2 separate regions of the Mus musculus genome follow, and region 1 is linked to region 2. Evidence: chromatin loops called from intact Hi-C (ENCODE). Cell type or tissue: left cerebral cortex. All regions are shown on one strand. Each heading gives the region's core, and the rest is flanking DNA. Links, peaks and the distances in the headings are about the cores only.

What was found. A loop is a pair of places that touch in the nucleus more often than their neighbours do. Peaks named below come from ENCODE experiments on the same cell type or tissue, not always from the same donor. Only the 100,000 strongest peaks of a DNase experiment are listed, where the experiment ranks them.
Region 1: it touches region 2 in a loop (5-fold over the local background); 1 of 42 quality-filtered maps calls a loop at or near these places.

What each region holds. Positions count from the first base shown.
Region 1 is chrX:102,025,328-102,041,658 of GRCm38, reverse strand. The region is part of intron 1 of Nhsl2 (NHS-like 2); the gene reads right to left. Among named protein-coding and RNA genes, the nearest start is that of Rtl5, 38 kb to the left of the region's middle. In left cerebral cortex, for the core only: no CTCF peak of the experiment used is centred there; DNase peaks (open chromatin) are centred at 9,008, 9,655 and 10,822.
Region 2 is chrX:101,947,664-101,963,994 of GRCm38, reverse strand. The region is part of intron 1 of Nhsl2 (NHS-like 2); the gene reads right to left. Among named protein-coding and RNA genes, the nearest start is that of Gm25828, 43 kb to the right of the region's middle. In left cerebral cortex, for the core only: a CTCF peak has its summit at 9,577 (motif pointing left); DNase peaks (open chromatin) are centred at 8,111 and 9,627; H3K4me3 peaks cover 233 bases; H3K27ac peaks cover 960 bases.

The sequences.
Region 1 (16,331 bases), core at 7,848-11,847, 77 kb before region 2:
CAGGGAGACATCTTCACCTGAGTATCTAAGTTTTTTTTTTTTTTTGTCTCAAATTCAACATACTAAAGGCAGAAAGAATCGTCGTCATTCACCAACCCTGTTCTTCTCCCCCAGTTTCTGTTGTTAGTGCTGCGTGTCTGCAGCTCTAAGCTGGAAACAGACTTCAGAATCATATCTTGGTCAGAACCCTTGGTAACTCTAGAATCCAAGTACTATTTCCTATATTTGCATTCAAGGCCATTCCCATTGACCCCAATTAGCTGCTTTCCTGTTAAGCCTCTAACATAGTTTTTTTTAAAAAATATTTTTAATTTTTAAAAATTTTATGTATGTGGGTGTTTTTGCCTGTGTGTATATGTATATACTACATGCATGCCTGGTGCCCATGGAGGTCAGAAGAGGGTGTCAGATGCCCTGGAACTGAAATTATAATAGATGGTTGTAAACTACCATGTGGGTGCTGGGAATTGAACCTGGGTCCTCTGAGTCCGGTGCTCTTAGCTTCTGAGCCATTTCTCCAGCCCCTATTTTTAATGGGAAAAAAATCCTTTATGTGTATGGGTGTTTTGCCTGGATGTATGTCTGTGTATCATGTGTGAGCCTGGTTTCTAAGGCCAGAAGAGTTTATCAGATCCTTCTGTAACTGGGGTTATAGACAGTTGTGAGCCACCATGTGGGTGCTGGGAACCAAATCAAGTCCCCTGGAAGAGCAGCCAATGCTTTAATCTCTGAGCCATCTCTCCAGCTTTGATCTCTTAATATTTATATGGCTTGGGTTCCTTATATCTATAGACCTTTTCTCAGAATGTTTTCACAAGCATAAAACACATAGGATGGCAAAGGAAGTCAGCTGGATTTAAGGTTATCCATACAGATTTTTAATTTGAGGTAGGTAACCTATGCTTCATTATCAACACATTAAGTAACAGGATTTAGCCGTGGCACTGGTAACTACCAAGACTTCGAAGTATCCATTGACTGGAATAATTTCTCAAGATATCTGCAGCAGCTTCAGTGACACAAAAACGTATCTGTGGTTTCTTTAGAGACAAAAGTCTTAGATACTGTTAATGCTACTATAATGCATTGCTTGGGAAACAGACTAAATTCCAATTAGAGGTTTGTGGTCATCTGGCTGAGCACATCTGTGCGACAGGGACTCTAACCATAGCTATGATTGGCTATTAGTACTTACTTGAACAAATGTCATGTAGCCTATGTCCATGATGGCGAATGCACCACTCTCTGTGTAGACCTTCTGCCACAAGATGCCAGAGCCCAGAGCAGCACAACTCAGTGCTCAGAGCAGGTGGGTATTTTCACTGGCCTTCTTACTCTCTGCTTCCAGTCTTGCTTGAGTGACTTTACTTGCCTCCATTGGCCTAATTAGAAAGCCCCAGTGGGGCTGAAGAGATGGTTCATTGCTCTTGCAGAGAACCAGAGTTCGATTCCCAGTGCCCACATGGTGGCTTACTACCATCTGTAGCTCAGTTCCAGAGAATTGGGACACCCTCTTCTAACCCAAGAGGGTACCAGGCATGCATGTGGTGCATACATAGATGCAGAAAAACACCCATATACATATAACAAACAAATCGTCTAGCTGGGTCTACTGAGTGAGTTTCCAGAAAAGCCAGGGCTACACAGAGAAACCCTGTCTTGAAAAACCAAAAACCAACCAACCAATCACAAAAAGGCTTTTAGAAAAGAACACCCAGGATTCATGGTTATGGAACACCTAGTAGAAGCAGTCATTCTAAGATTCTAAGTGACCACGAGGCTCTCGGGCTTCCAGAGTGCTTTCCATCCTTCTCTCTCTTTTTTTTTAAAAAAGATTTATTTATTTATTTATTATATGTAAGTACACTGTAGCTGTCTTCAGACACACCAGAAGAGGGAGTCAGATCTCGTTATGGATGGTTGTGAGCCACCATGTGGTTGCCAGGATTTGAACTCAGGACCTTCAGAAGAGCAGTCGGGTGCTCTTACCTGTTGAGCCATCTCACCAGCCCTCCATCCTTCTCTTGCTACCACGTGTAAATGTCATGCAGAGCACAGCACAGTCTTGTACAAATCGCAATTGTACCCTCATTAGGAAACACTGGGCAGACACCCTGAAACAGCTCATTTAGTGCCTCAGTGGTCCTTGGTGGTCTGGGTGCTGGCACCTGATGCAGAATCAATTGATTTTTTCCCAGGCCCCGCTTGCATTACAGCTTGCATTGCCACTGTATTTCTCACAGTTGGTGAGGGGGCTTTTTCCCTCGCTTCACACACTGGAGTTCAAAGGCAAGTTTTGTCAGGACTACACAAAGACAAGAGGCTCTGCCTATGCCTCATGGTCACTATTGTGAAGGGCAAGGTTGGTGGGTGTCCACTTTCAGTTTCTTCTAAGTCTCTGGTACTTGGGACCTTTCTGGTTCTGTCCCATGGAAAAGAAAGCCTATCTTCAACAGCCTCTTAATTGCGACTGGAGGCAGGGAGGGACCACTCCTACCTGGAGCAAGAGGATGCTTTTATGAAAATATTATCGATAGGCAGGAATGATCAGGAGTCAGCCTTCTGCTCATCTCCTCTGCTTTCCACGAACCAGTCTGATCTCTTAAAAAATACCTGATTCCCCTCTTCCTAAGCTCAAGTGTTCCAGAAAACGCCCACAACTTCCTGTTGGTGGAGAAGTGGCTTCTGCCACTTCATGGCCCATAATGCTCATAAAAGAAAGGACTAGTGGCTTCAAAAGCAATATTCTGTGACATCTTAATTGTTATCTCTTAAGAATAAAAATATTTATTTAGGACTATTTCTTTAGTGTTTGCTCCTTTTTATAAATTTATTTACTTTTTTTTAAAATGTGTGTACACTGTAGCTGTCTTCAGACACCAGAAGAAGGCATCAGATCCCATTAAAGATGGTTGTGAGCTACCACATGGTTGCTGGGAATTTTAAACTCAGGATCTCTCTGGAAGAGCAATCACTGAGCCATCTCTTCAGCCACATTTTCTCTTTTATAAAGCACTTTTAAAATATTATATGGAACCGCGGAAAATTGCTTAGGGCAATTTCATAGGGTTCAATCTATTACATGTTCTTATTTGTTTCTTGCTGCACTCCAGGGTGTTCTTAGCCCCATTTTACAGAGTGGAGATGAAAAATCTTTTGACTAAAGATATGTAAGAGTCATCAGGCTTAAGACTTGTAATTTTAAGGTAGGATGCTCCAGCTTGGAACAGCCTCAAAGCAATGATGTGGGGAGAGACAGGGCCAGGAGACTGTTTTCTGAGCTTACCCTCAAGAGTCCCGAGTTGGTTTTACTTTGGGACCTTTTCTTAGTGGAGGAGATCAGTGGGTACCCAGGTGTCTATACATGATGTTCAAAGTGACAAAGTGACAAGTTTAAATTTGGGGACTTTTAGAGTAAGATGTACAAACAAAACAATACCCAGACCATGTGATACCATGAAAGAATGTGTCCATATCCATAGATGCATTCATTCATCTGGAGCAACTACTGGGTAGTTCCCATAGACGTGCCCGACTCTCCACGAATCTTTGTGCTATGGACATTTGGATCTTGGCCAGCCGGTAAAGGGGCAGGGTGTTGGGAGCCAGAAAGTCATCATGCTAGCCAGCATTTTAAGTTGCCATAAAATCACCCTGTTTTACTAGCCTTGCTTGGTTTGTTGGGAGGTTACAGCTTGTGTGATCAGGCAGAAAGAAGCTAGCTTGCTGCCTGGCCCTTCAGGAGTCTGATACCATTGAGAGTTTCTGGCTGCTGGGCTGGCCACAGGAGTGTTCGGGATGAAAGAGGAATGCTGGCGCCCCACCATGCACTTTGGAGGTGATGGGGACACTGCAGGCAGTGCTGGTGACCAAGAGCTCCCTCCCAGGCTACCACAGGAATAAATCCTTTTCTCCTGCAGCAAAGCTGCTCTGAACCTTGGCTAGCCCCAGGCTCTGTTTTGGTAGCTGGCCAGTTAGGAAGAGCAGGCAAGGGAGGAGGACTGGCTTGGAAATCAAGCAGTTGGCACTGAGCCACCACCTTTGCCCAGGAAAAGTATGTGGCCCTGGAAGGGATAATCCCATTTCTCAGCATCCTGTCAACCTCAGGGTTGGGGGCAGTCCTCAAAGCTACTATGGAGTCCAAGTGCTTCCCTAAACTGGCCCAGTGTATTCAGACTGGGCCAAAGCTGGATGTCTCATCACCTGGGCTCTACAGATGTCTGTCTCCTTCCACATGGCCAGCACCCATGAGGTACCAAACCCCAAGCTCCAATCCCCTTACAGTCAGTCACTGTTCCCTTGCTCACCATTCCAAGCTCCAGACTGTGCTGCCATGGCTGTCACCACTGCTGCGCAGGACCACAGTAGCTGTGGGCCACCCCAGTTAAGATCTCACAGTTGAGTAAGCCACAATGTGGGTTCCTCCCACCACACCCTCCCTGACCTCAGAGCTAGGGCTTTCCTCAAAGCCCTCTTGCCACACAATTCAGCTTTTGAAAAAAAAGAAAAGGAAATGGGCACTGGGTCTTAAATACAACGAAACTTGTAAGAAGAGCTGCCTCTGAGGGTGGACAGAAGGAAGCTGGTGCTGAGCCTCAGGAGAGCCCTGAGTAGCAGGCTCTTTCTTCATTTCTGGCTAGCAGAACTGGAGCGCATGGAAAAGAGGAAGACCTTTTGGGTCTTTGGTGCCTTTGCTCACCACTCAAGGCTAGAGAGGTCACAGCATCTAACTTCCTTATCCACTCCTACCAACCACAGAGGCTCACAGCTCAGGTGACATTTTAGATTTCCATGCCTGCTCAACCTCCACTGTCCACCTGCCACTGCCACCAGCCACATGGGACTCGTAAGCATTTGAAACGGGTTGGGATTGTAAAATCTACACTAGTTTCAAAATCCAACAATAGACAATGCTTTAATAATTTTAATGTGCATTGTATATGGTCTTATTTTGTTATATATTGGATTAAATAAAATATGTCATTAAATTATTATCACCTCTTTTCCTTTTTTGGGGTGCTGGGGGTAGAACCCGACTTCACACATGTCAGTCAAACGCTGCACTGCTAAGTTGTGGCTCTAGGCCTCTTTTAATTTTGAAATGTGACTACTGGAAATGGAGGCTACTACTGCCAAACTGCTAAAGAGATGAATGGAACAAAATAGATACTCTAAAACAAGCTCCTGTATATAAGAATAAAGGTGGCATTTCAGATCTGTACGTGTAATATTTGAGTATGACTGGAAAATCCAAAAATCCTTATGTGACTTGTTATTATAGTTCACATAACATTTCTCTTGGTTGGAATGCTGCTGGATCTTCTATTTTAAGTAAGTCTTCATGGATGGCAATGGTTCCGTACGTCATACTGCATCCACACAGATGAGGGATGGGGTTATAGCTCAGTGGCAGAGCACTTTCCTAGCACATGCACAGCCCTGGGTCCCTAGGACAGACAAAGAGGAAGTGGGAAAACATTAGAGTCAATGGTAAATTAAAAAGCAGGGCTTGAGGTGGGGTGGGGTGAGGGAGAGCAAGTACAGGGCATGGTGGAGTATGTCTATAATCTTGGCTACTCAGAAAACTGAAGAGGATCAAAAAATTCAAGGCTAGCCTGAGCTATAGAGTGAGTTCAAGATCAGTTGGGTAATTCAATGAGATCCTGTCTCAGAAAACTAGAGGGCTGGGGATACATACACCTTAGCAGTAGAGTGCCCAGAGCTTGCCTAGTGCATGTGAGGCCTTAGGTTCAGTCTGTAGCGCCACAGAGTAGGGGAGGGGCAAATGGGGGGCGTGGCAGTGTACTTCTGCAATCCCACCTCTCTAGAAGCTGAAGCAGACAGGGCACAAAACTCAGCTTTGGCTGCATAGCAAGATGCTGTCTCAATTCCAAATAACACCTTAAACAACAACAAACAAGCAAGGGCCAGAATGATCAGTGCTGTCTTCAATTGTACATGTGAAGCACACACAGGCTTAAGTACGTAGGGAACAAGTCTGTAATGACACAGGAGTTATTGTTCCCATTGCTGGCCTCCAGGGAGTATGTGGAGAACTTGAGAGTGCTGGGTGGGGGTGGGGGTGCAGGTGGAGACAGGACTGTGACCTGCCCTTCCCCTTTGAGATCTTTCAGTACTATTTGCAATGTTAACAAATGTGAGATTTTCCCAATGGAAACCACAAGAACAAAAGTAGATAAAATAGATTCCTATTCCATACATTAAAATAATGTACTAGAATACTTCCTGTAATCAGACTAGTAAAGGAAAAACAAACCACTTTCTATTTTCACCACTGTCTCTATTTGTAAATATCCCTCTTATTTTCCCTTTTCTTACTCTTCATTTTTCTGTCCCTTTTGTTCTCCTCTTCCATTTTTGAAACCCACAAGGCTCTGTGAATGGAAGAGCCATTCCCTTTTTTGTTGGCCCTTGGCTCCTCTCAAGCGGGCTGACCTCTATGTTAAAAGGGTGGAGGCAGGTCTCCATGCCCTTGTTGGTACCACCACCAGCCGTTATGTAAAGTGGACAGCAAGTCTCATCTAGAGAAAAAGCATCGTGCCGAGTGATTACATCACCTGTATATTTACATAGGCCTGCTTAGGGAGAGGAAAATAGCAGCCCACAAAATGATTTTTTTTCTTTTCTGGTTCAAGGGTCACCAGGGATGGGGTAAATGTAGGGGGTGAGATGGCTTGGTCCAACTTTGGGAAACCAATTTAATTGCCACCTGCAGTTGAAAATAGCTAAAAGGGCCAAGCATTCTGAAAAGGAGAACTATAGAGGTTGGAGAAAGGAGACAAGCTCTCCAGTTTCTGGGAAGTGGGTGTAACAAGAGATCTGTTTGCTCTGAGGCAGATGGGAATCGCAGTCCTTAGAGTTTAATTGAGAGAAGGAGAAAAGACAAGAGAGCCCCACCAATTGTCAGCAGATAATGGCTTCTGAAGGGTGGGCCTGCACAGATTGAGAAAGGCAAGCCCTGCTGATGAGTGCGGGGACAAGTGGTGTGGGAAAAATAGCACATTCTTTATGGAGCTCCTTCTCAGTGCACATGAAACAGTCTCACATAAAGAGGGGCCTTGGGTGCCTATTTGAACCCCACGCCTGCTCTGCTTAAAAGAAAGGTTTAAGGAGCTAATGCAGCGAGGAGCAAAAGCTTGCAAAATATGACAATAAATCATTTGCATGAAGTCCCCATAGGAACTCAAATGCATGCTTACCTGCAGTTATGAGACTCAAGTTTGTCCTTGGCCCTTAGCATCCCTTCGTCTTTCAGACCCTCTTGTCTCCTGGCCTCTCAGAACAAAAGCTCCTGGGCTAAAGGTTTGAAAGGAATCCAATTCAAAGAACATATACTGCCCCACCAGGAGATTGTAGACTAAGGAATGTTTTCCACAGCCTCCCTTAATGAAAACTATGCTATTTTTAAAGTAATATTCCATTCAAACCTTGGAAGTGAAGGATTTACCTTTAAAGGGAAATCCGCATCAAATGCAAAGCCAATGCATATCTGGCTTTATTATTCTTCACAAAGGCATATTTTAAAAATGCTAAATGGTCATTGACGATGAAGTCTAGCAACTGATTTCTGGACTGAAGGACTAGCATCATGCTACTCTATATGAGGGACATGGGATCTTAACCAGTGTCCCCTCAGCAGCTTTGGGACTGGCTGCTACTCGAAGTGATCTAAGTCATGCATATACAGTCAGTCAAAATACCTACTGTGTGTTCCTCACCCCACAATCAATCCCCTCAGTCAGTTCCATTGATTCCATTTCTAAAATCTACACATAGCTGATCATTTCACACACTTAGTGTAAATTGCCACACTGGGCAGAAGTCCCCCAAACACTCTGTTCTTCTGGATTCCACCCAGCAGCCACAATCATCTGTTTGTTTAGAGGAACTGAACACAATTTTCATACTAGACAAATATTCTTCCACTGAGCCACGCCCCCAGAACAAGCAGTCAGTTTAGGGAACCAGGCAGAGATAGGCAGGAGACATGGCGGGGGTGGGGGTGGGGAGAGGGGCTGGGGAGGGGGGCTGGGGAAGGGAATGACTGAGAAAAAAAAGCACAATGACACATATATGAGGATGTCACAATGAACCAGTTTCTTTGTATGCTAACCTAAACATCAATAATAAAATCAACACAAATAAAAGAATCCAGGCTGACCATGGTAGTGCACATCTTTAATCCTAGCAACTCTATAGGCAGAGGCAAGAGGATCTCTAATGAATTCAAGTCCAGCCTGGTCCATATAGAGTTTCAGGCCAGCCATGGCTATACATGGTGAGACACTGTCTCCAAAAGTAAAGAAAAAGAATTTGTCTGCCATATTTATCTTCTGCTTGGACTTTGCATGAGGTAATCTTTGACCAAAGTCTGCCTACCCCTCTGATTTGAAACCGTCATGCTAGCAAGGATCATGTCTGATTTTTGCTCACCCTCATGTCCCTAGGTTCGGCTTCATGGCTGGTATAGAGGACACATTTATCTGTTGAATGAAGGAGTGGATTTCCTTTCCTTTCCTTTCCTTTCCTTTCCTTTCCTTTCCTTTCCTTTCCTTTCCTTTCCTTTCCTTTCCTTTCCTTTCCTTTTCTTTTCTTTCTGAGGCAAGGTCTCACTCTGCAGCTCATACTGACCTGGAACTCACTATGGAGCCTAGCCTAGACTTGAACTCTTGGCAATCCTCCTGCCTCAGCCACCTGGGTACAGGGATTACAGCTGTGAGCCACACAAGCCCAGTTCCACAGAGTGAATGGTAGCAGCTAACGTTCTCACTGCACTCTAAAGGTAGCAAACACCTAGCTGATTCTCAGAATAACCCTGCCACGGCCCTTATTTGTCCTCATCTTCCAGGCGAGGAAAGCAAGGCGCCCAGCACTGCGTTCATTGAGTTAATGCAGCTCGCATTGAAATGCAGCTCTGACAGGGTCACAACACTGCCATTCTGGCTCTGTCTCCTTGGAGAACTACAGAGCTGAAGAAAGCGGCGTGGAGTCGAAGCACTTTGATATTTCTTGGCTGAATAAGAGGCCACTTCACTCAGGCCTTTAGGGCCCAGAGGCAGGTCCTGTGGGGACTCCCTGCCAACCAGCCAGGGGAGGGATTCTAAATCAGGCTTTCCTGGATGACTTAGAGAGCCACTGTAACTACAGTGACCTTATTTCTTGAATCAAAAAATCAGGATCCTTAGTCTGACAAAGAATAGAATTCTTAAAACTAGGACTTTTTTTTTTTTTTTTTTTTTTTTTTTTGGAAATCCAGGTCATGGAGTTGCTGTACCTGTGTCACATGGTAGCTACATAATGGGGACTTCTCAGCAAATTCTGACCCAGCCTCTCCAGTTCATTACATCTCAAAGAAAAAAAATATCATAAAAACCAAACTGTTTCTGGGCCTCACACCAAATTCCTTCCGCCTCCTCTTCCCATGTGTTTGTGTTTGCTTAATTACTTCCCTTCCTCACTTGTCTTTTCTGTTATCAGCTTTCTTCCTGGTCTGCATGAGCGACTTTCTAGGTCCTGCTTGCTGATGGCTGCCATAAGCAAGCGGTTGAGGGAAATCATAAGTGAAACTGCTTGGGAACCATGGCAACAGGGCCCATGGCAACGGGGGCCAAGCACTGAGAGACAGCCTTCCCCACCCATCCTGGTTTCTGTTTTAGATCGAGTGGTACTGATAAGGCCGGATGACTCCACTGTGTCAGTTGTGTCATTTAATGAGGCAACACTGCTTTCAAGAGGCAGGCACCATGGCAAAATTCTAGTCCTAGTAAGTGTTGCACTGCTCCTGTTTCACTGGGTCCTGAAGCAGTGGTAAACTCACAGAAAAAGGTGTGGCCACATCTAAGGCTGGATCAAACACTTGCCTCAAGCGCCCTTCTTATTTGGCTCAATGTACTACTCAGAGTTCCCCCAATGGGCACACAGGGTGACAGTCACAAAACTCAGGAGTCACCATCCTTGTGGGCTTGGAAGGCAACAATTATATCATTCAAATGATCCATCCCAAGGGTTTAGTCCAGTGTCTGGGGAAAGCAGACTTCCAGTGAGTCAGAGTGAGCCTCCTCCTGTGAAGATTATCTACCTCTCCAAGGTACCAGATATCCAAGAACTTGCACCTCAATTTCCTATTCAAGGAAAAAAAAAAAGAAACAACTTCTGCCTTGCTTTTCTTTTCCTCTCATTTTAGATGCTGAGCTATTTCAAGCTATGCCAAAGTACCATTAGAAACAAATTCATTTTCCCATATTTGCCCCAGCTGAAGCTTCAGTACCTCCGCAACTGCAGAGGAAGTGCTGTCCCGAACTGGATGTCTGTGTCTTAAGTATACATGCATACTTAAAAAGGTGCTGTGTATGCGCTCACAAATCATAAGCTATTTCATATTGCTTTGTACATTCTGATCCACATCGAATTGTACATAACCTTTTTGCAATTTGCTCTCTTTGCTTCATGGTATGTTTGTGAGAGACATCCATGCTGATATAGGTAGTATTTTCCAGGCAAACTGGTGCTATGTAGTATTCTACTGTTGGAGCATACAATTTTATTTATTATTCTTCACTTACTTTCTCTCTCTCCCCAGCTGCCCCTCTCTCCAGAAAATAATACTGGCAACTGGGGAAGATGACTTAGTGAGTAATGTGCCTGCTATACAAGCAAAGGGACCTGCGTTTGGTTTCAAAGGACTGTTGTAAAAAGCCAGGCATGGTAGCATGTCGGCATTTCCAGTGCTGAAGGGAGGTGGTGTGGAGATGGGAAGGACTAGACAAGTGGTGAACTGTAGGCTCAGTGAAAGATCATGTCTCAAAAGACAAAATAGAGAGCAATAGGGGAGGACACCGACCATCAACCTCTAGCCTCCATATGCATGTGTGCAATATGCACACATACCTACACACGCACAGATATATACCTACATTTCACACATACAAAAATAACCATGTTGTCATAGCTGGGCGTGGTGGTGCACACTTGTAACCTCAGCACTTAAGAAGCTAAAGCAGACGGATTGCTTTGAATTCATGAGCAGTCTGGGATATATAAGGAAACCCTGTCTCAAAACAAAACAAGCAAGAAACCATACCATGCCATTATGAATATTCATAATGTATTTGACATGGTTCATTCATGTGAAAGTTGTAGCATGAATAAGTGGGAACACAATAGCTGAGGGAAAGTGTGAGAGTGTAGCTTTTATTTTATCACTCTGATGATGGAACTCAGGGCCTGTGCATGGTAGGCAAGTATCTATCACCAAGCTATACCCCCCAGGCCCTTTTTGAGGGCAATATTTTGGTGCTTAGCCAATGTTAATTGTCCATGACCTACTAGCTACACCTGCATAAAGTTATACTAAGAGAATACTTGCATGTTGCACAGATAAATGCACAAGGATGCTCACTGCTCACTACTAGGAATAGGGTGACTTTGTTGTTACCCTGTATCCATCAAACAGTGTTGGGGCAAAGAAACAATCAGTGAATGACCTACCTCGTAGAATGTCACAGGCTTTAGAAGAAGGAGGACTAAGAAGGCTTTCTCATCTACCCATCCTATTCTCCTGGGCAGAAGAAATAATTCTACTTCTACTACAGAGCCAGATAGCATGGAGGTAAGTTGTACACGTCTTTGCCTTAGTTGGAGAAAATCTCGCTAATGACAGATAGGTACCAGGCCAAGAGCTCTACATCTGCGAGGTGTCGAAAGCTTAGAGGGAGAGCTTCGCTATGCCATACCACAGTGGTAAACTCACAGAAAAAGGTATGACCACATCTAAGGTTAGAGCGAATATTTGCCCCACACACCTTTCATATTTGCCTTAACATACTTAAAGCTCCCGCAATGGGCAGGCAGGCTCCAGTATGAGGGTGACACTCGCAAAACTCAAGAACACTGGCAAACAGAGGAGATGCCTTGCCTTGTCTCCATGCTAAACAACTAGCAGAAACAAAGGCTTTCCTTTTACTTTTGAAACATCACTAAATAGAACTGTTTGGGGAGCCTGGCTGTGTATTGATTTGGGAAGTCCAAACTTAGCTCAAGACTCATAAGCAGGACTGGAGAGATGGCTCAGCAGTTAAGAGCACTTGTTGCTTCTGCATTGGACCTGAGTTCAATTCTCAGCATTGAAGTTTGCTACTGTCTATAATGCCAGTTCTAGGGGATCATATGCCCTCTTATGACCTCCATGAACACCAGGCATGCATGTGGTGCATATACATACATACATACATACATACATACATACAGGCAGGCAAAATACTCAGTCAGGCACAGAAAATGCATGGCAGCTAACATCTATCTGTAACTCCAGTCCCAGAGGAATCCAATGCCCTCTTCTGGCCTCTGCTGATGCTGCACACAGGCAATGCACAGACATAAATGCAGTCAAAACAACGATGCATATAAAAAAATAGATGAAATCTCAAAAAAATATGGTTAGTGGAATTATGTACAATGCAGAAGAATCTGCATGGCAAAGGAGGTAACCAACAGTAAAGGGACAAAACAAAAAGCATGAGAAAATGGTCACAAACAATGCATATGACTAAAGGTTAATGTCCTTAATTTACCAGTAAAACAAACAAAGCCAGTGCCTGAATCACACACTTCCAACATGGAAGACAATTGGGGCTGGAGAGATGGCTCAGCAGTTAAGAGTGTATACTGTCCTTGCAGAGCACCTGAGCTAGTTGCCATCGATGCTCTGATGAAGTGTATAAGAAGACTGTCCTGAAGCTGAGCACTAGGAGGCTGCCACCATCTTCATGTGAAGCCAAAGGCACCATGTTTTGATATAGGGATGGGGTTCATGAAGCCCCACTTCTCACTGAGGGTCTGTGGGCAGTTAATGGGGTACTGCAAAAGGGGGCTGGCATTTTCTTCAGGAATGAGAGAGGGCAATGAAGAGTGAATGCTCACAACACAGTATCTACAACACGTCTGAAGTTGTCAAAGAACAACAATTTTAAAGGACAGAATCAAGCAGGACATGGCTTGGTACTCTAATGAACTTTTTCTTTAGCACATTGACTTTACTTTTGAGAAGTTAGAAACATTTTTTTTTAAAAAGAGAGGTGTTTTTGAAGTTAGAACATAGCACTGATGAGCTGAGCTGATGGCACGTGGGGTATGACTCCACACCAGGGAAGTTAGGGCGGGGGTGGGTATGTCCAAGGCCAGCTTGGTCTACAGAGTGAGCTCTAGAGCAGTCAGGGCTAACTGACAGCAAAACATTGTCTCAAGAAAAAACAAAAGCCCAAAGCAAATACAAAAACAAATACACAAAAGCCAAAAAAAAAAAGAAAGATAAAAGGAAGGAAGGAAGGAAGGAAGGAAGGAAGGAAGGAAGGAAGGAAAGAAAGAAAGAAAGAAAGAAAGAAAGAAAGAAAGAAAGAAAGAAAGAAAGAAAGGAAAGAAGGAAGGAAGGAAGGAAGAAAGGAAAGAGAGAAAATGGTACAAATGTACATGGATGACGGCAATTCAGGAGACATTGCCATGGGCCAGGGAGGCTATAAGACCAACATTCAGTGAAAATATCTGTAAGCTCAAAGGTATGCAGGCAAGGACAGGCTAGTCAGGAGTGGAGAGATGCTTTCTAGCTGGAACCAACGGGAAGGAACACTCTTCCAAGCTTTAGCCAGATTCCAGATGCTTCTGTAAGATGTCCTAGAAAATGTGCAGTGGATCAGGAATGAGTTGGGGGTGGTACATCAAAAGGAGCACATCAGCCTGACAGTCATGTTCAGAATGGACTCAAGTGGGTCTGAAATGTGGTACCAGAAGATGTCACCAAGATGCTAATACTCATGAGAGTCAGGCCTTGAAGTTAAAGTGAAGGCTTTTTCATGAAAACTTATATGGGGATTGCTTTTTGTCATGCATTCTTTGCGGTATTAATAAAAACAATATAAGCTGGGCATGTAGCTTGGTTGGAAGAGTGCTGGCCTAGTATGCAGGAAGCCCTGGGTTGGATCCTTAGCATAAACTGAATGTGGTGGTATAATGTATGCCTGTCAGTCCAGCACTGTGCAGGTGGAGGTCAAAAGATCTGAATTTCAGGATCATCCTTGGCTACTTATAAAGTAGGAGGCTAGCCTGGAATATGGGAAAGACTATCTGAAAAAAAGGAAGAAAGGAGGGGGGAGGGAAGGGGGAGGGAGGGAGGAAGGAAGGAAAAGAAAGGAGTAAACACCATGTAAAGCCCAACAACACAAGATCACCGAACAACCTTCAGCTAAAGGTGAGAACACCAAAGAACACTAGATGATTAGGTATTATTGCTTAAGGCCCAGACTCTGAAGCTAGGAGTTAACTTGTGGGAGAGTGATAAGCTGCAAATGATTTTTTGTCTGATCACAGTTAAAATTAATTCTGTTCAGCAGGAAAAGTAGTCCCTCAAAATTATACTTATATTATCTTGTAGAACAACCATTTTAATCGTACTTCAATTTTCTTTTCAAGACTATCATATCTATTTCTAAAAATATTTTGTGTTGAGGTGCTAGGCATGACTTCCACCACTTAGCTATATTCTAGTTCTTTTAAAATTTTTTATTAGATGTATCCTTCCTCCTCCTCCTCCTCTCCTCCTCCTCCTCCTCCTCCTCCTCCTCCTCCTTCTTGTGTGAATGCTTTGCCTGCATGTATGTATGTGTTCCACATGTATACTTGGTACCTTAAGCAATCAGAGGACATATCGGATCCCTTGGATCTGGATTTATGTGTAGTTGTGAACCATCATGTGGGCTCTGTATGTGTGTCCGTGCATATGAGTGCAGGTGTCCATGGAGGCCAGAGGTGTCATATCCCTCTGGAGCTGGGAATCACCTCAGGTCCTCTGCAAGAGCAGTATGTTCTCTTAACTGATGAGCCATCATCTCTTTAGCCACCCACCCTTTAAAAGTATTTCTAAGAAGCCAATGTCATAATTAAATTCACAATGCTGTAAAGTGGCCAGTACTATCCATACCTAATTTTTCATCATCTCAGATGAAAACTACATATCTATCAAGCAATAGTTTCCAAGTCTGGGAGTTTACCCACTGGGTGAAGGCTCCTGCTCCAAGCCTAATGACCTCCATTGATCCTGGAACCCACAGTAAAGGAAGGAGAGAACTGAGCCCTCAAGTTGTTCCCTGACTTACACACACACACACACACACGCATGCATGTACGTACATGTTTAAGCACACACACACACACACACACACACACACACACACACACACACTAAATAAACAAACATCTGTGTTTGAAAGGAGCAGTAATTTCCCATTACTCTTTTGCTTTCCCATTGCTTACCTTCTCCTAGGCTCTGGTAATTTCTAATCTACTTTCTACCCCTATGAATTTGCCTATTCAAGATACTTCATGTAAATGGGATTACACAAAATTTGTTCTTTGTGTCTTGCTTCGTTCAGTTAGGGTCATGTCAGGACTTAATCATAGCATGTATTTGAACTTCATTTTGTGGTCAAATAGTCCATTTCCTACATTGAGTACAGTATTTTATTTCTCTCTTCACCAATTGATAACCATCTGGGTTAGTTTAAACTTTCCATTATGAATACTACTGCCATGAACATTCATGTACAGATATCTGTTCAAGTGTTTTCAGTTCCTTGGAGTATGCTGTAAGAAGAACTTTTAGGTTGCATGGTAATTATGAACTTTTTGAGATAATTCTTGAAAAAAAATTAAATATATGGGTGTTTTGCCTGCGTGTATATCTGTGCACCACTTGTGTGCAGGGCCCAGAGAGGCCAGAAGAGCAATTGGATCCCCTGGAACTGGAGTTACAGATGGCTGTAAGCCGTGGTGTGGGTGTTGGGGAATTGATTTTCTGCAAGAACATCAAATGCTCTTAACCACTGAACCATCATGCCAGTCTCTTTTTGAGGTAATTCTATGTTTAACTCTCATGTATTTCTCATTCTCTCTCTTTTTTTGCATGTGTATGTGTGTGGGGCTACGTTCATATGTGTATGCATGTGTGTGGAAGCCAGAGGTTGAAGTTAGGAGTCTTCTTTGATCTCCCTGCACTTTTCCTATTGAGGCAGAGTCTCTTCCTGAACCTAGAGCTTAACAATTTTTCTAGTTTAGCTAGTCAGCTTGCTCTGGGGATTCCAGATAGGCTGCTACACCTACCAGGCATTTATGTGTGTGCTGGGGATTCGAACTCAAGTCCTCACACTTGCATGATAAGTACCTTACCCACTGCATCATCTCCCCAGCCCTTATGTAGCTTTTCAAACCAGCTTTACCATGATGCTGGTTCCTTCATTAGTAAGTTAAACAAATCTTCGACATCT
Region 2 (16,331 bases), core at 7,244-11,243:
CTCATGTCTTTTCTGTGTCATAGCCACTGCCATCTCTCACCTCTGTTGTCCCTGGGACACTGGCTAGGGATGGAGCAATTTGCTAGCGGGCAGCATGACTCACTACTTGGAAGGCCATTTTTCTAATTAAGGGGAGAGATGGATGGATATTTTCCCATACTTGGGCAGAAGCCTCATTCACTTGGATCCTTTTACTGGAATTACTCAGCTTTACATCGAAGGGGTGCCTTTTTCCACATTGAAAAAACAACAGTCTATGAAACCTTTAGCTTTCCTCAAACAAACAAAGTTGGGTACAAAAAGGCAACAAAATGAGTACAGCACACACACACAGACGCACACACACACACGATTTTGACTGAACTATGAAAACACTCAGCTTCTCTAATGATCTCTAGGACACAGGCAGACATCCAACCTTCCTGATGTGAAGTCTTACTTTCCCTGCCCCCATCTTCTTGCTGTGCAGCTGAGCCCTTTGCTTGGGATGCTGTTTTATTCTGAAAAGGATTGATAAGTCCCAAGGCCACCATGAAGTGGGCATCATAGGCTTCCCTGAAGGAAGTAGAGGGCTCATCTTAGTGACATCCCATCCCCAGAGCTCATGAACAGCCACAGTGAGATGGAAGGCATGCAAGGATAATCAAACACAGCAACCCCCTAGCCTTGGCAAGCAACATACAATTCCCCACTCTTTTCCAGGCTCAGAAATAACCTTGTAGCCAAGTGACATTGAGATCCCTGTTGGTGCCCATTGCTCATGTGTCTGGGCGTACACTGACTCCCCAATATGGCAGCCAATTCTTCTACGAGGGCTGTTTCTCCACATCCCTACTCTGCCTTTCCCTGTACACCCAGCCTGCTTCAGAATAAAAAAAGAATTGGTAGCCTCCAGTGTCCCAAGATGACCTGATAAGGACATAATAGATGCTGTTGCTGTTGGCACCAAAGCAGGTACATCTCATCTGACAGCAGTCTCTCCTGAAAGAGACTGGAGCCTGGCTCTTGAACAGTAAGTATCTCAGCAACTAAGGAGGACTCCCAAAGTCCTCTGCTGGGAACAACAGGTTCCTCCAGAGTCCGGCCATATAGAAGGTACCAATCCAGTGTCTCTGGTCACTAGGGGTAAAGCAAGACCCCTGGACAGCCCATCAGAATTCTATATGGGCCAAGTATTGTCAGGATATATAGCTGCCAGGAGCATCTGAGAACTTGGTTCCTGCGACTGAATTGAGTTGGTACCACTTGGACAGAAGGCATGCTAGCTGGGAGCATGGCTGCCCAAGAGTGCCCAGAGAGTGGTGCAGCTGAGAATGCTGATTCTTAAGTGGTCATTTGGTTGTAGAGAACTTTGTTGTGTCATAGAGGGGTGGTAGTGGTAGTGGTGTGTGTGTGTGTGTGTGTGTGTGTGTGTGTGTGTGAGAGAGAGAGAGAGAGAGAGAGAGGGAGAGAGAGAAAGAGAGAGAGAGAGTGTGTGCTAGGACCCCCCCACACACACACATGAAAAGGCCTGGCAAAAGGATGGCAGATCTCTAAGGTTTGACATACAAGGCTGAACTCTTAGAGCCAGAAGCTTGCTCCAGGACCAGTGACCAGGAAATAGGCATTAAGACCAAAGGCAGGACCTGCCCACCTTGCTCCCACTGTGCTCAAGGCTGCACTGGGGTAGGGGAAAGATGCCGAGCTTCATGACTTCAACCTAGAGAGCTAAGCTGATCTTCCAGGGACTTCAACATCTTACATAAAAACAAATCCCTCTGCAGGGCATGGTAGTCTAGGTCTGCAATCTGAGCACTCAGAAGGCAGGAGGATGGATGGTGAGTTACAGACTAGCCTGGACTGTATAGTGAGTCCTTGTATGCAATAATAACAAAAGCCAAATCTACCTTCTGAGTGTTCTTGCTGCACAGAGCTCAAAGCTCTCTACACTGCCAAGCTCCCACGTATTATGGGTTTGGTAAGTAACTTAAGGTGGAAATGGGCCAGGCTGCAGGATGAAGCTTTCCTATCGGCCTACGGATGCCTGAACACACAGATGCTGGTGGAGTCAGCAAAGTCCACTCATCTTCTTCCCACCTATAGCCAAGGGTCTCGGAGGCCCTGGAACCCTTCCCACCTCTCCCCAGACAGCTTTGACAAAGTGAAAGTTGAAATTTCAGACACATACCTACTCATTGCAGCCACTAGCTCGGCAGTCCTCCAGATGGTGTGCTCTGGAACTAGGGGAGGGACCAGGTGAGAGGACAAGGTTGCTGGTAGGCTCCTAACCTCCAGGCCAAAAGAAGTGAATTTCCAGGCGTAGGCTGGAGGAGGGGCAAGCTTTCGAGAAGGGAAAGGAGGCAGGACCAAAGCTAACCCCTTCTTTTTTCTTCCTAAACTCAATCCAGATTTGCCTTTTGAGGGCTGCTTGAAACCGATCCCCATGGTTCTGACTCCTCTCTTAAAGTCATAGTCTCCCTGTAGGGGTGGGGAGCCAGACAACTCTCACCTGGCAAAAGATGCTCTAAAGCAAACAGTAGTGGAGGGCACACAGGTCTGAAACCTAAAATGCTCTGTGCCTTGGCTTTTGATCCATGCTCTGAGCTGGAGGCTGACTCAAACCTCCCTTGCAGGGCCAGTTAGAGCCACGGGGCTGTAGCAGGAATCTGTTCACTTTTCCCAGCACAGGCAGATTAGGGACCAAAGCTGAAAGTTGGGGACCAGGAAAGGGGGTGGAGCAAAGATCACTGGGCCAGAAGGTCTGGCTCTATCATTTGTCCCCATGTCACTGCATGCATGCCTCTCTCCTCTTGACCACTTTCCTTTCTGATTATACTGAAAGCTAACCATCAGCCCACCCTGTCCAGTTTCCAGGTTAATGCAATCTTCTGCCAGAGCAAAGGGTAGCAAACATTCCCTTAGCAGCCTGGCATTTGCCTCCATGTGCGGCCCTGCTTTGGTCATCTTATGTTCACTGATGCACAGGGGGCTTTCTGCTTAGTTGGGCTAAAGGTGGTGTCTGATGTGAGTGTATGAGGGAGCAGGTGGGTGGACTTGGGGGTACAGGGCTGAATGCTCCTCACTATGTGTTAACATTCCTCATATCTGCCACCTGGAGGAGGCTACAAACACAGTGTCGTCTGTCTCTTGACTTAAAATGTCCCATTTTCTTCTGACAGAAAATTAGTGAGTGAGATCCCTGGTCTGGCCTGGCTTGGGGTCCAGCTCTTTCTGATTGTGGGCTCCAGGTCCCCCTCCTCCTCCCTAAAGCATACACACAGCTTCCCTTCACACCCACACTTCTGTTCCTTCTCATCTTGTCTGCAGTACCAGGGCATGGGCTCCAAATTCCCCACTCCATTCCTTGTCCCCTAAAGCAACATCCCGCCTGGTTCCTTTCGAGTCCATGACTCTCACATATCTCCACTTAAGATTCCTCTAAGAAGTTTTAGAAACAATTTCTTCTTACTCCCTACCCCAAGTCTAATTCCATGATTTGGAGGCGAGGTCCAGGCCATTTTCAAAGAAAGCTTCTTCGGCAAACAGGTGTAGTGGCTTATGTCTGTAGTCCCAGCACTATAGGAGGCTGAGGAAGGAGGATCCAGAGTTCAAGGCCAGCCTGTGCTAAGATAGTGTCTCAAAGGAAGACAGTAGAGACAAAAGAAACAAAATAGCTCCTTAGCTGATTCTGACTTGCAGGCAGAGGTGTAAAGCAGGAGGCTAAGGGTGTCTGCTGTTGAACACATCAGGGAAACCAGAGCAGGGGAGTCCTGTTAACAGCTATGAGGAAGGGCCAGTATCTCCCAAAGGTCTTCCAGATGCCTCAGGCTCCCTCCGTGCATCAGTCTCTGTGAGGACATAGACAGTGGCTCTGTATACACTATAGTCTGGAGCAGGTCCAGCGGGAGGTCTGCGATTGTCTCTCAGGTTCTTCAGAGCCACACAAGGAGAGATTTTTTTTTCCTGAGACAGGGTTTTTCTGTGTAGCCCTGGCTGTCCTGGAACTCACTCTGTAGACCAGGCTGGCCTCGAACTCAGAAATCTGCCTGCCTCTGCCTCCCAAGTGCTGGGATTAAAGGTGTGCGCCACCACGCCCGGCCAGGAGAGATCATTCTTGTCCTCACTGAATAGCTAAGGAAATGGAAGCCCGAATCTCTAACATGGGCCTAAGTGTACACAGGCAATGTTGGGATGTGGACTCAAGTGTGCGGCAGGCTGGCAGCCATTGGGCTACACACCCCTGCTGGCCCGCTTTTAAGGCTCCCCTCCTACCAGGAAAGGACCTTGCTCTAAATGCCAGCTATGGAGATGCACTGGAGAGCTACAAAGGTGGTGTGATCTACTGACACATCAGGTATCTCCTTTCTGAAGTAGGTCATTTGTGGTTGCGGGAACTGTACTGGAGGGCGGACACTACATTTCCAGAGAAGGCCAAGCCACGGTGGGCAGAGACTGAACTTAGACAGACCTAGGTCTCCATCCCAGCATGGCCACTGGTTGCTCATGACTCCAGCCAGCCCAGGTGCCCTAGTGGTTGTCATTACTGGTTTGGGAAAAGTGGTCGTGTAGGAGAGGGACCTGGAGGAGTGCTCAGTGTGGTACCTCTGAGCCTCCAGCACCCAGTTATCTAGCAGCAGAGTCTGCCCAGTCATGCCATACACAGCCTTGGCAATCTGGCACTGCTTATCGACCCTTTCTGAGGAAAAATGCTTTTCAGTGCAGTAAGCAAATGACCTAGGATCAGAAAGGAAACTGATGGCCAGCTCCTGAAGCACGATTTACAATGTAGTCATGCGTGCTGCTTGATTAATATATTCAATATATCACGATTCAGCAAAGGCTCTAATGACTGCCATAATTTCAAAGTGCACAGTGATGAGTACAAACGATTTTTGAGATACCTGCAACAGCCATAATGTGATCTGAAAATAGCTGTAATTCTACTGGTGACAGTTACAGGTGCTGCGAATAGCGACACACTTTACTGTTCCGGAGATAGCTTTGCCTGTCCTCGTACTCGTCAGCTGTGTGATCTGGACACCGTCCTCGGCCCCTCTGTGTCCATCTCATCTGTAAAGTGTGCATTGCTGTAAGAGTGAAATGAGTTGATGAATACAGATGATGTGTTTCGTTCCCTAATTATGTCGCTGGAGACCTTTATCAGGTGTCAGCTCTTACTACTGTTACCTGAAAAAATGGCTTGGATGGATACAGGGCATAGAGTTCATTTATCCAAACCCAAAGCCCCACCTCCAGCTGAGTTCTTGTGTGCAAGAAGAACTTTTTCAATATAGGGTTCAAGCTGTGGGCCCATCAGCGCTTGCCTGGCATGCACGAGGCCTTGGGTTTGCAGGCACACTGCTCTCCAATCTGTATTGTTTGGGGACCTGGGATCTTTAAAGGTTGCTTTTTCAATACTGCATAGGCCAAGTTTTGACGGGTCTGGAAGCAAGCTCTTTTTCAGGGACTGCCCACCCTTAGGTGTAACCTCTGAATGTCCCCAAGTCTGCTTCTGCTAGCATCACTTGTGGCTTCCCCTCACTATTCTTCCCCAGTGGCTCTCAGTACAACGTCTACCGTGGCCCTAGGCTTCCCATGTAAGCTTTAGAACTTTGAGGACCTTGGCACCATAGAGAATCCTAACTCAAAAACAAAATGAAACAAACAATCAAAAGCCAGGACAAACAAACAGAGTTCAGACATTTCCTGCAAACTAGTAGGTAATTTGGAACCTGAAGCCCTTGCAACTTGTTGTGGTGGTCTATGACTTGGGTGGTGTCACTGGACACATGTGGCCACTGAGATCCCAAGGGAGGCGAGGACATGCTTGAAACCTCTTAATGTGCAGGCAGAGCTAAACCTGGGACTCGAGATTACTTTCACTTGGGCTCCAGAGGCAAATGAAATCTCCATCCTTCTTGTCACCCCCTCCCCTTCTCCTGCCAGTTCCTATTAGAACCTTTTCAGTCAGTTCCTGTCAGAACATGTCAGCTTCACAGTCATCAAACCACCGGCCCTACCCTGGATCAGGCCCTGTCACCTCTCTAGCCACCAGGCTTTGTCACCTCTCTAGCCACCTTGTCTGTGTCTTGCCTTCCAAGAGTACTTCCCTGATCTGGGCTTTTCTCTGTCACATACCTCAAATGCCCAGGGCGTTAGAAGAAGCAGACAGTTCAAGCTGCTCACATACCACCCTTCTGCCTACCTTGCCATATCAGAGAGGAAGAAACCAAGTCTAAGCCAAGGAAATAGCCCAGCGAGGTTTAACAGTGAGCAAGAACAGAGGTAGAGCTGGGACCAAACCCCAGGTCAAAGAGTCATGGTCTGCAAGCAGCTTGTTTCATGCTATTCCCATGACATCACCGCCTCTCAGAGCTACACTCCCAGCGCCTATTGTTTCAGGTAACGAGTGGAAATGCTGTTTTCAACAGCTACATAATCACGACTTCCCTTTCTATGTGCTCATTTGGAAAATGCGAACAATGCTCCTTCGCTTTCTCACTGGTCCCCAGGACTCTTCAAGTCAGCCTCAGCACCACACACCTCCTCCTTATCTGCTCTAGGAATGGGTGGGCCCCACCTAATTGCCAACCATTTTTACAAATATTTTTACTGGCCGGGGCCCAAAATCAATTTTCTGGTCTCACATTCTTGAAGTGCCCTGTCGATCAGAACCATCTAGAGCTCTTGGCCTTCCCGCCATCCCATGCCTGGCAGGGAGAGGACATTTGGATTTCCAAAAAGAAATGAAGGCTGGGAGTGGTGGTGCACACCTGTAATCCTGAGCTTGGGAGGTGGAAGCAGGAGACTCGGAGTTCAAGGTCATCCTTGGCAGCATAGTTACCTGGCTACAATGAGACCTGCCTAAAGAAAAGCTAATTAACTAAATAACCCTTTAAAAATAGAAAAGAAAAAAGAAAGAAAAGCCATGAGAGGGTGGAGGAAGGACAAAGTGAGATGTTTGAGTTGTGAAGGATAAAGAGGGGACTAAGACTAAGTCCTGTCCCCTCCCAGGAGCCTAGATCTTGCTTATAAAGACACAATCTGAAAGGAGGTCATGGAGTGAGCAGTGAGCCAGGTTGGACTTTGTTGGTGCAAAAAGCAGTTGTGTGTGAGCTGCCACAGACCATTGAGTTGGGGTGATCTGAGGCAGCATTGAGGACCCAGTGTCCCATAATCAAAAGAAGTGGGGGATTCATTTGACTCAATGTTTCTAGAAACTGAGGATGCTAAATGTGACGGAAGGAATGTCTGATTCCAGATCTTGTCAACTTCAAAATCAATGTTAGCCATAATAGACATCTTAAGTTCAAGGCCAGCCTGAGAAATGGAGTGAGTCCTTTCTCACCCTATCTCCCAGAAACTCAGAGAGCTCGGGCACCCTGACAAGCGAACTCTAAAGCATGGTGAAAGAGAGTGAAGAAGAGGATCCTGGGAAGCGAAAAGTCAGTCTGGGAAGAAGAGCTGAGCTGAATCAAGAGGCCATGGAGGACCTTGATTGTCAGACTCAGCATCATCCATTCCAGTCTACAGGGAGGAGGGTGTCTCAAAAGCTTCTGAATAGAGGAATCACCTAAGAGCACTTTAGCTTAACTGTCTGAAAGGATGTTCCAGTCTCAAATCTATCTCTGACCCCTTGTCTGACTCTAGACTATTCACCTAAGCTCCTTCGATATGAAGACGTGTTACACTGAAAGCAGGGACTGTGTGTGTGTGTGTGTGTGTGTGTCTTTGAAAGGCAAGGACTAAAGACAGAAAAGAGTTCCCATACTTATATTGAAGCGTTAAAGAAGCTGAGAAAATCAGCTTCCCAAAAAGTTACCCAGGGTTATGGACTTGCTTTAGGGATTCTCCCTTGGACAAGTGGGGCAATAGGTCCCTTCTCCACCTTTCCCTCCCAGCAAGGAGTTCAGCACTTCTTTCCTGTGGCCCTCTGAAATAGACTTAGGGAGGCATCCATACCATGGTGTGGAAACAGCACTGGCTCAGAGAAAGCTCTCTGAACTTTCCCAAGGACTTACACTGAGGAGCCTCAGCTGCTTAAAGAATCAAGTTTGGGATTCTCAGCCAAAACGTCTTGCCATCAGAGTTATTGATAGAGGGCAAGAGACCACTGTCCAAGCTCATGTTTTTCTTAGGAACATAAGATTCAGTCTGTACCAGTTCTAACTGGATGAGTGCCAGTGTGTGTGAATTGTAATGGAAGCATTCCAAACGCCAAGCACTACTTTGGACGGTGAAACTATGGCTGGATTTTTATTTTATTCTTAGTACAAAAGTGTTGACTTGTTTTCCTACAGCAAAATTGTGCTAGTATAAAGATCTGTAAACAACAAAGCCTTTATTTTGAAATACAATTAATACAAAAAATAAACCTCATGACAAAACACAAGTACAGACTTTCATGTCATAGATAATTTATTCTAGGGGAGTTTGAGGGAAGACAGAGTGAGGGGGTGGGGGGGGAGAGGAGCACGGAAAATAGGCAAGTTTGTAATCTGAAGCCGAGCTAAGTCAGAGGTCAGAAGCTCTGGCCAGGCCCTAACCTATACACTTGGGCTCATTTCTGGAAGCACATTTAGATTCAGAGCCAGGTCTCTGCTTTTCTCCTTGAATGAGGGAAGGGAGGCACAGGGAGGTGAGGATGGAGACCTCTATTTTGCCAAGGCTCTTTTCTCTCTGTCTTAATCTCCATCTGGCTAACATCTTCATCCTGGACTCTTCTGGGTCCCATGTACTCTCCTGAACGTCTCTAGCATTCCCTGGACAAATGAGTGTCTATTGTGTGTCAGTAACTGTTGTGTGCTCCCAGAATGCATCAGCGACCAAAACAACTCAGTTCCAAGGTGCAGCATGAAGCTCTTGCATGTATTTACTTAGGTGTCCCGGGTCAAGCATAAGCTGTTTTCTGCTAAGGATCATTGTTTTAACATTTGGTTCTCTTCCTTCTCTGCACTGTGACTGGCTTTCAAACATTGTGAAGATGTTCACAGTGAATGAATGAATGAATGATGGTGCTTAAGTTTGGGTTTGGGGATGTTGCTCAGTTGAATAGCACTTATCTATTATGCACAAGGCTCTGGGTTCTACCCTGAGCAAAAGCTCAAGGACACACACACAGAGCAATTTCAAGACAAAAAAAAACACGACGACAGTGGGACGTTGGTCACCGATAAGTAGAGCACGTTCTCTTGCCCTGCATTACTGTCAGCTCAAATCTTAGGCCACTTTCCTCAAGTGGCAATCATCAGAGGAAAGAAGGTTGCAGGCTAAGTCCCTTGGGCAGATCCATTTTGAAAAGAGGTAACCCGCTCTATCAGGGACCCTCTCTAAGGAATGGATAATGCTGCTAACTTTAGACAGCTTAGGCTAAGCAAGAAAGGCATTCTCCTTCGGTGGGTAGGGGGATCCACTGCCCCATCACTCTGTGCAGGGATGAATCATTCTGAAGTACACTTCCTTTCTCTTAAAAACAGCAAGGCTGCCCTGGCATTCATTCCCCCATTCGCCCCGCCTCTGGGCTGCTGTTCATCCCTCCCAGCCAGAGGCAGCTCCAGCCTTTTTTGTTTGGCTTGCCAGCAGCTGCACAGCAGCGCCCTCTGCCGCCCGGCATCAGGCTTTCATGCCGCCCGTCCGCCCCAGGAGCGGGGAGGAGCAGGGAGCTAGGCGGGGGCTGTGCTGCGCCAAGCAGCCTCCAGTTCCGGAGGTGCGCGGGGACCATGACTCACCGCCCGCCGCTCTTGCCGCCTCCGCACGCGCCTGGTGACGCGCGGAGCTGCACAGAGCTGCTCTGCTCACGCAAACCAGCCGGGGCACACTTGGCCTGCTCTGCCCTCCTGGGCCCCAGTCCTGTATGAACCCCAGCATTATTCACCCCCCCCCCCACACACACACCAGAACCTCGCGTCGATTCATTACAACTTCTGATGGGGATAGAGACTGAGGACCAGGGGAAGATGGGGGCGAAGGCAGGGAACAAACCGCTAAAGAATAGGGGAGGGGCTATATGACTCAGTTATGTGTGACTCCAAAGTTCAGGTGAGATGGGCTTTCCACAGCATCAAATTGCACCCCTCCTCCACTCACACACACCAGACACACTCAGGAAGGGTCAGTTAAACGATGATGTCATAAAGGACTTTGAAATTCAAGCATTATAGCAAACATTTACCATTTCAAAATTAAAAGCTGTAAAATAGCTCCTAATGAGAAAGGCAGACAGGTGTGGGGCTTGAGTGTGTGAAATGCTTTGAGTTAAGGAGCGGGACACAGAGCTGGGCATAGTGACACATGCACTTGGGAGGCAGAGGCAGGCAGATCTCCTTGAGTTTGAGACCAACCTGGTCTACAAAGTGAGTTATAGGACAGCCAGAGCAACATAGTTAAGAATAATAGTGAGACTGTTTCTAAAGCAAAGCAAAACAAGACCTAAGCATGGGAATAGGAGCAGGAGCTGTGAGTTAGGAATGTGCACCAGAAATTGGAACAGATGGGAGAGAGAGAGGCAACTAAGATGACCCTGGAACCTTGGCAGGATGTGCAGTTGAATCAAGTGCATGACATGGACATGGCTCTGGGGTTAAGAAGGATTTACTAGTAGATCAAAAAGTTATGCAGTTAAAGTCCACATCGCCTTTGCACCCGCCTCTGGTGTTTGCCACTGCCTGTTTTATTTTCTTTATTAGTAATATATTGCTTGTTTCCTTAGACTGTAAGAAACACAGATCACAGCCTGCAGCTAAGGTCCCACCTCTGCTTTGGAGACAATAAACATGCAGAAGAGAATCCAGATTTGTGAGGGCACGGCCTATCCTCTGGGCTGAATGGAACATAGGTAGGCACAGCACTGCTTGCCCAGACAGCATTTGTGGAAGCCAAAGAAACCCTAATCCAGGTCCTACTGTTCCCTTTGAGGAAAGTGTGGAAAGCTGTAGCTAACGACTGCTTCCCCGTGATGCTGAAGGTCTTTGTAGACCTAAGGTTTGACCCTGAGAGAGCCTGATGAATCATTCAGACAGCTCCAGCCTGAGCCAAGCATCGAGGTCCATTTGGTTTCCATGTGGGTACCTGTGGCTAGTAGCACCACCGAACGGACATGGTGCTCTAGAGCCACAGAAAAAAAGTTAGACATGAGTAACCTTTCATGCTTCTGCATCCACTGGTATTCCCACCCACCCCACCCACCATGACTTTCTGTCAGCCTGAGCTCTACCTAGAAAGGCACCACCCCACCATTTCCTGACAGTGTTTAACTAGGTATGCACGTGACTACATCTTCTTTTTCTTTGTGATCAGGAAAAGAAGGTATTGTCTCTATTCGTGGGTACTACTGAAAAACAGACTAAGCGTTCACGGCCTGTTAAAGATTTAAAATAAATATTTAACTTCAGGAGTCTGAAGTTCAGGCCTTCACAAACAGACACAAATAAGGGGAGGGCGTAAGTCAGGGAGGTGAGTTCTATGTGTTCTTTAGCCCTGGCTCCCTTTCTTGCAGGCTTTGGTGGTCTTTGTAAAGGAGAAAAACATTGCACGAAGGAGGAAAAAAAATGTCTGGTCTCCTTAAAGCAGTCTATAAGCTCACTACTATTCCAGCTAAATTGCCACAGAAATTATTCATTGGATTCAACAAACTCATTCTAAAGCCAGGAAGCATGCAAAGAGAATGCTAAAAAAAACACTTTAGAGAAAATAAAGTGAAAGACAATTCCCTATACAAAGTATTAAATCCAGAGTACTTAATGGATTGTGGTATGGACATAGCAGTAGGCATTTAGAGTGCAGTGGGAACTGCACACTGATAACTGGGATAAAGTGAACGAGGCTTTAAAAAAAGAGTATAGACTTCCAACTCTACTGTATTAGGGATAGACGAATAGACTTGAAAATCTCTGCACTGAGTTCTTCCAGTGTCATCGGCCCCTTCTGGTGGACAGTTTTGGAACAAGAACTAAGTTTTCATGGTGTAAATGGGTTCTGTGCACTATTTTCTGCCTACCTCCTAATGATTTTAGGATTGCCTCTTTCTTCATGGGGGCAGGGGTATCATTAGAGTAGCGAGAAAGACCTCATTAAAGGAAACTCCTTCTGATCAAGAGAATAGATCTTTAGCCTGAATGGGGACCTCACATTCCAGTTGGCTGGGTCAATCACCTGGCCAAGCGACCATCCCTCAGGAAGGCAAGACCACTCCCCAGAAGGCAGGATGACCTTATACTATGCTAAAGAAACAGGAGGAATAATTATCCCTTTAATGCAATATGGTATTTTTCCTTCCCAGATTTCCCTACTGCAGTCTCTTATAGAGCATAGCCACACTACTTCCTAAGCTAGTCTGCTTTTCTGAATTGCTCAGGAAAGTATGACTTTGCTTCTTTTTACTTCTGTTCTATCTATGCTTTTCCTAACACAATGGGCTTCTTTTCTCTTTCTATAGAGCCCCTGTCCCACCATGTAGCTGTCTGCTATCATAAGGTAATCTCCGTGTGCATTTAACTGAAGTTGCACCCCTTTCTCCCCTTCATTCTCTTCTGGGAAGCTTCTGAGGTCTGCCACTTGCCTGACTTTGGGTTTTCATTTTAAGCTATAATAAAATTGTATCTGAGCTTTAAAAAAATAAAAATAAAAAATGAGAGAAGCAAATTTAAAGTTTAAAACTCAAAACAGAAATATCCAGGTTCAGTGGTTGTATTGATAAATTCCCCCAACTGTGCAGAGAATTTTACAGTAATTCTACACAAAAGATTTAGTTCATTGTTAGCATATTAAAGAAGAAAGAGTCATATGATCATGTCTAACACCCATAATAAATTTTTTTTTTTTGGTTTTTCGAGACAGGGTTTCCCTGTGTAGCCCTGGCTGTCCTGGAACTCACTCTGTAGACCAGGCTGGCCTCGAAATCAGAAATCTGCCTGCCTCTGTCTCCCAAGTGCTGGGATTAAAGGCATGTGCCACCACACCCGGCTATAATAAACTTTTTTAAAAATCTGAAAATTAGGAAAAGAAGAGAAATTCAAACTCAAATCTACAGCTGGGCATATAACCCAGACCACGTATCTGATCATCAAAACTTGTTCATATCAGGAAATTGGGGCCCAGGCCTGTCATTCTTGCCAACAAGAGGCTGAGATAGAAGGAACGTTGAATTCAGGGCCTGCATGGGTTACATTCTGAGACTGTGGCTCAAAAGAATTCACAAAAAAGATGAATAATTGTTCTTTATCAGGGTTAACACTTTCACCCTGTGGAAGACCCCATTTAGAGGAATTTTTAAAAAGTTAAATGCTAGGAGAAATATCTGCAAAACATATTGTCTAACAAAGCACTTGAATCTGGAATGTATTAAAAATTCTGAAAACTTAGCAGTTAAAAATGCAAACAACCCAAGCAGAAAATGAGCTAAAGACATAAATAGACATTTACCGAAGAGGAGACATAGTTGTCACTTCAGCCCATGGGAAGATGTTCAATATCAGTAACCACAGGGAAATGCAAATTAAAGCCACAGGGAGACACGAGCACACCTATCTGGATGTCTAACATTTTACTAAACCATGAGAACACCCAACGCTGATGAGAGTGTCTAGAAATTGGATCCCTCCTACGTTGCTGGTGGGAATGTAAAATGGTAGAATGCTCCAGAAAGCAGTTTGGCAGATTCTTTAAAAACTAAATTCAAGTACCATATGATCTAGGAACTGCACTCTTAGGCATGTGTCCCAGAGAAATTAAAGTTTACGTCCACTAAAAAGCTGCTAGGTAAATGCCCATAGCAGTGTTATTCATAAAAGCCAAACCTAGGAAACACTACAGATACCCTCCAATGCCGGAATGGATAAACATTCTTTGATGCATCAAGACCACGGAAAAGCACTTGGCAAAACAAAGGAGGACTGTTGAACAAACAAATAAACAAACAGGGTCATCACACGTGACAATGACTCTAGAGCAGTACTTCTCAATCTTCCTACTGCTGGGACCCTGTAATACAGTTAGTTCCTCATGTTGTGGTGACAGCCCCCAACTATAAAATTATTTATTTTTTTCAAGACAGGGTTTCTCTGTGCAGTCCTGGCTGTCCTGGAACTCACTCTGTAGACCAGGCTGGCCTCGAACTCAGAAATCCGCCTGCCTCTGCCTCCCAAGTACTGGGATTAAAGGCGTGCACCACCACTGCCAGGCTCATAAAATTATTTTTGTTGCTACTTTATAACTGTGATTTTGTTACTCTTATGAATCATAATGTAAATAGTTGATACGCAGGATATACCCCAGAGGGGTCGTAACCCATAGGCTGAGAATCACTGCCCTAGATAATGGGGTGATGAAAAGAAATCCCTAAAGGTGACATGATGATTGATTGTAGTTTTTATTTAATTTTGTTGAAATGACCTAATTCAAGAAATGGAACAAAGTTGTTAAACTATATGCAGGAAAATAAATGCAAGGGGAGATGCCCATGTTAAGCAAATTAAGTCAGTCTTGGACCGACAAATGCCATATCTTTGCTCTCACTTGTGATTCCTAGATTTTATATCGATACATAAAATCATGTATAGGACATGGAAGTAGAAGCGAAACTGTCACAAAGAGTACTAATATGAAGGTGGTGCAGACAGGCAGGGGAAGGGGTATGGGACAATGTGTTCAACGTACAGCATATATTTGCATGAAAATATCCTTACATACTATAATATAGTGTACAATAAGTCTGGTCAATGAAATAAGACAAAGAAATGGTGGGGCTGTGAAATGGCTCAGTGCTTGCCACTAAGTCTGATAATCTGAGCTCCGTCCTCAGCCCCTCATCGTGGAAAGAAGAGAATTAGCAAGTTGTCCTCTGACTTCCACACCACGGCTTTTCAGGCACTTAGCGTGCACAGACACACAAGTGTAAATCTTTTTAAAGCATGATTGCTAAGGGTTAAGTAGGCATTGGGTAAGCATGGCTTGGCAGGGGGAAATGCTTGTTCTTGGGCCAGTGTCAGCATCCTGCTTGTGTGCTGTTCTGGATTTCTGAGCATAGAGAAAAGCTGGGGGCAGAGCACCTGTATTCTTTTTGAAATGGCAAGTCATTCTGCAATGATGAAAATATGAAGTTTAATCAAGAGAACGGTGAGGTAGACGCCCCTCACACAGAGGTTTCCAAGACATTATTAAGTGAGAAAAGCAAGCTGCAGACAACTACTGTGTTCGGTGCACTAAATGGTTTTAAGTTTCCATGTAAAACCAAGCTATGTACGGAGATGAAGATCCCTAAGAAGGGGAGCACTCCATGTGGAGAACAGTGGCTACTTCTGGGGAGCACGGTTGACACGGAGAGGATTTTTACAGCAGCCAAACTGATTTTGTTCACAATAACAGTGTATTCATGGGCTAGGGATGCGGCTCGGTGGCAGAGTGATTGCCTACCACACACAAGGTACTGGGTTCCATCCAGCGCTGCAACAGCACCAACATTGCTAAGAATATAGTTGTAGTATTTGTGTCATTAAAACATCCTTGACACAACTGCAGTGTTCTAGGAATTGACATCTGCATTTCTCATCTGAATTTGACAGGCTTCATCAGCATGATGGCAGGGGACATGGCTCCCAGACACCCTGCCCTTGAGCCTGAAGGAAGTGGCTCCAATCCTCCTCATTTCAAAGCAGGTACACTAGTGCAGAGGGTGTTTTTTGAGGAAGGGCCAGTGCCCCACAGTTGCTAACACTTAGATAACACACAGCAGGCTAAGGTTGACAAAGCGTCATGTAACCACAATCCCGGGAGCGACAAAGGCTTCCCCACCTGAAGATCTGAAGACATGACAGCCATTCTTCCTTTTTGGAAGAAATCAATACCAGTAGGCATGAGTAAAAGTTGGATGTCTACAGTCTACCACAAAAAAGTTAAGAACAGACTCACCTTGGGTAGCCCAAGCCAGTGCATCCCTTCAATCATTTATTCACTGTTTGTTGAGCACCTACTATGTACCAGATGGCAACAATAGCAGTGTTCAAAACAAAGTCTTTGCCCTGCTGGAGCTCCCACTCTACTGCGAGAGTAGGGAAATGGGCTAAATGAGGAATGTAAATGGATGGGGTTAAGTGCCGTTATTAATAGCGGCATAGAAAAGGGGCAACGGTGACAGGGAATGAGAAATGCAATTGAGAAATATGTCCAGAAATGGTGGAGGTTGTAAGTGGAGAAGCCAGCCACCAAGACGGGCAGCTTGCCTGGCCATTGTCTACTTGCCCCTCTGCACATTGCACATCGTCTCCCCCTACCCCCGACAGTTTGGCCCTGGTAGCTGACCTGTGCTGGCTACATCAGCAAGCTCCCTTGCCCTCAGGATGCGAGTCCCGTTCACCCAG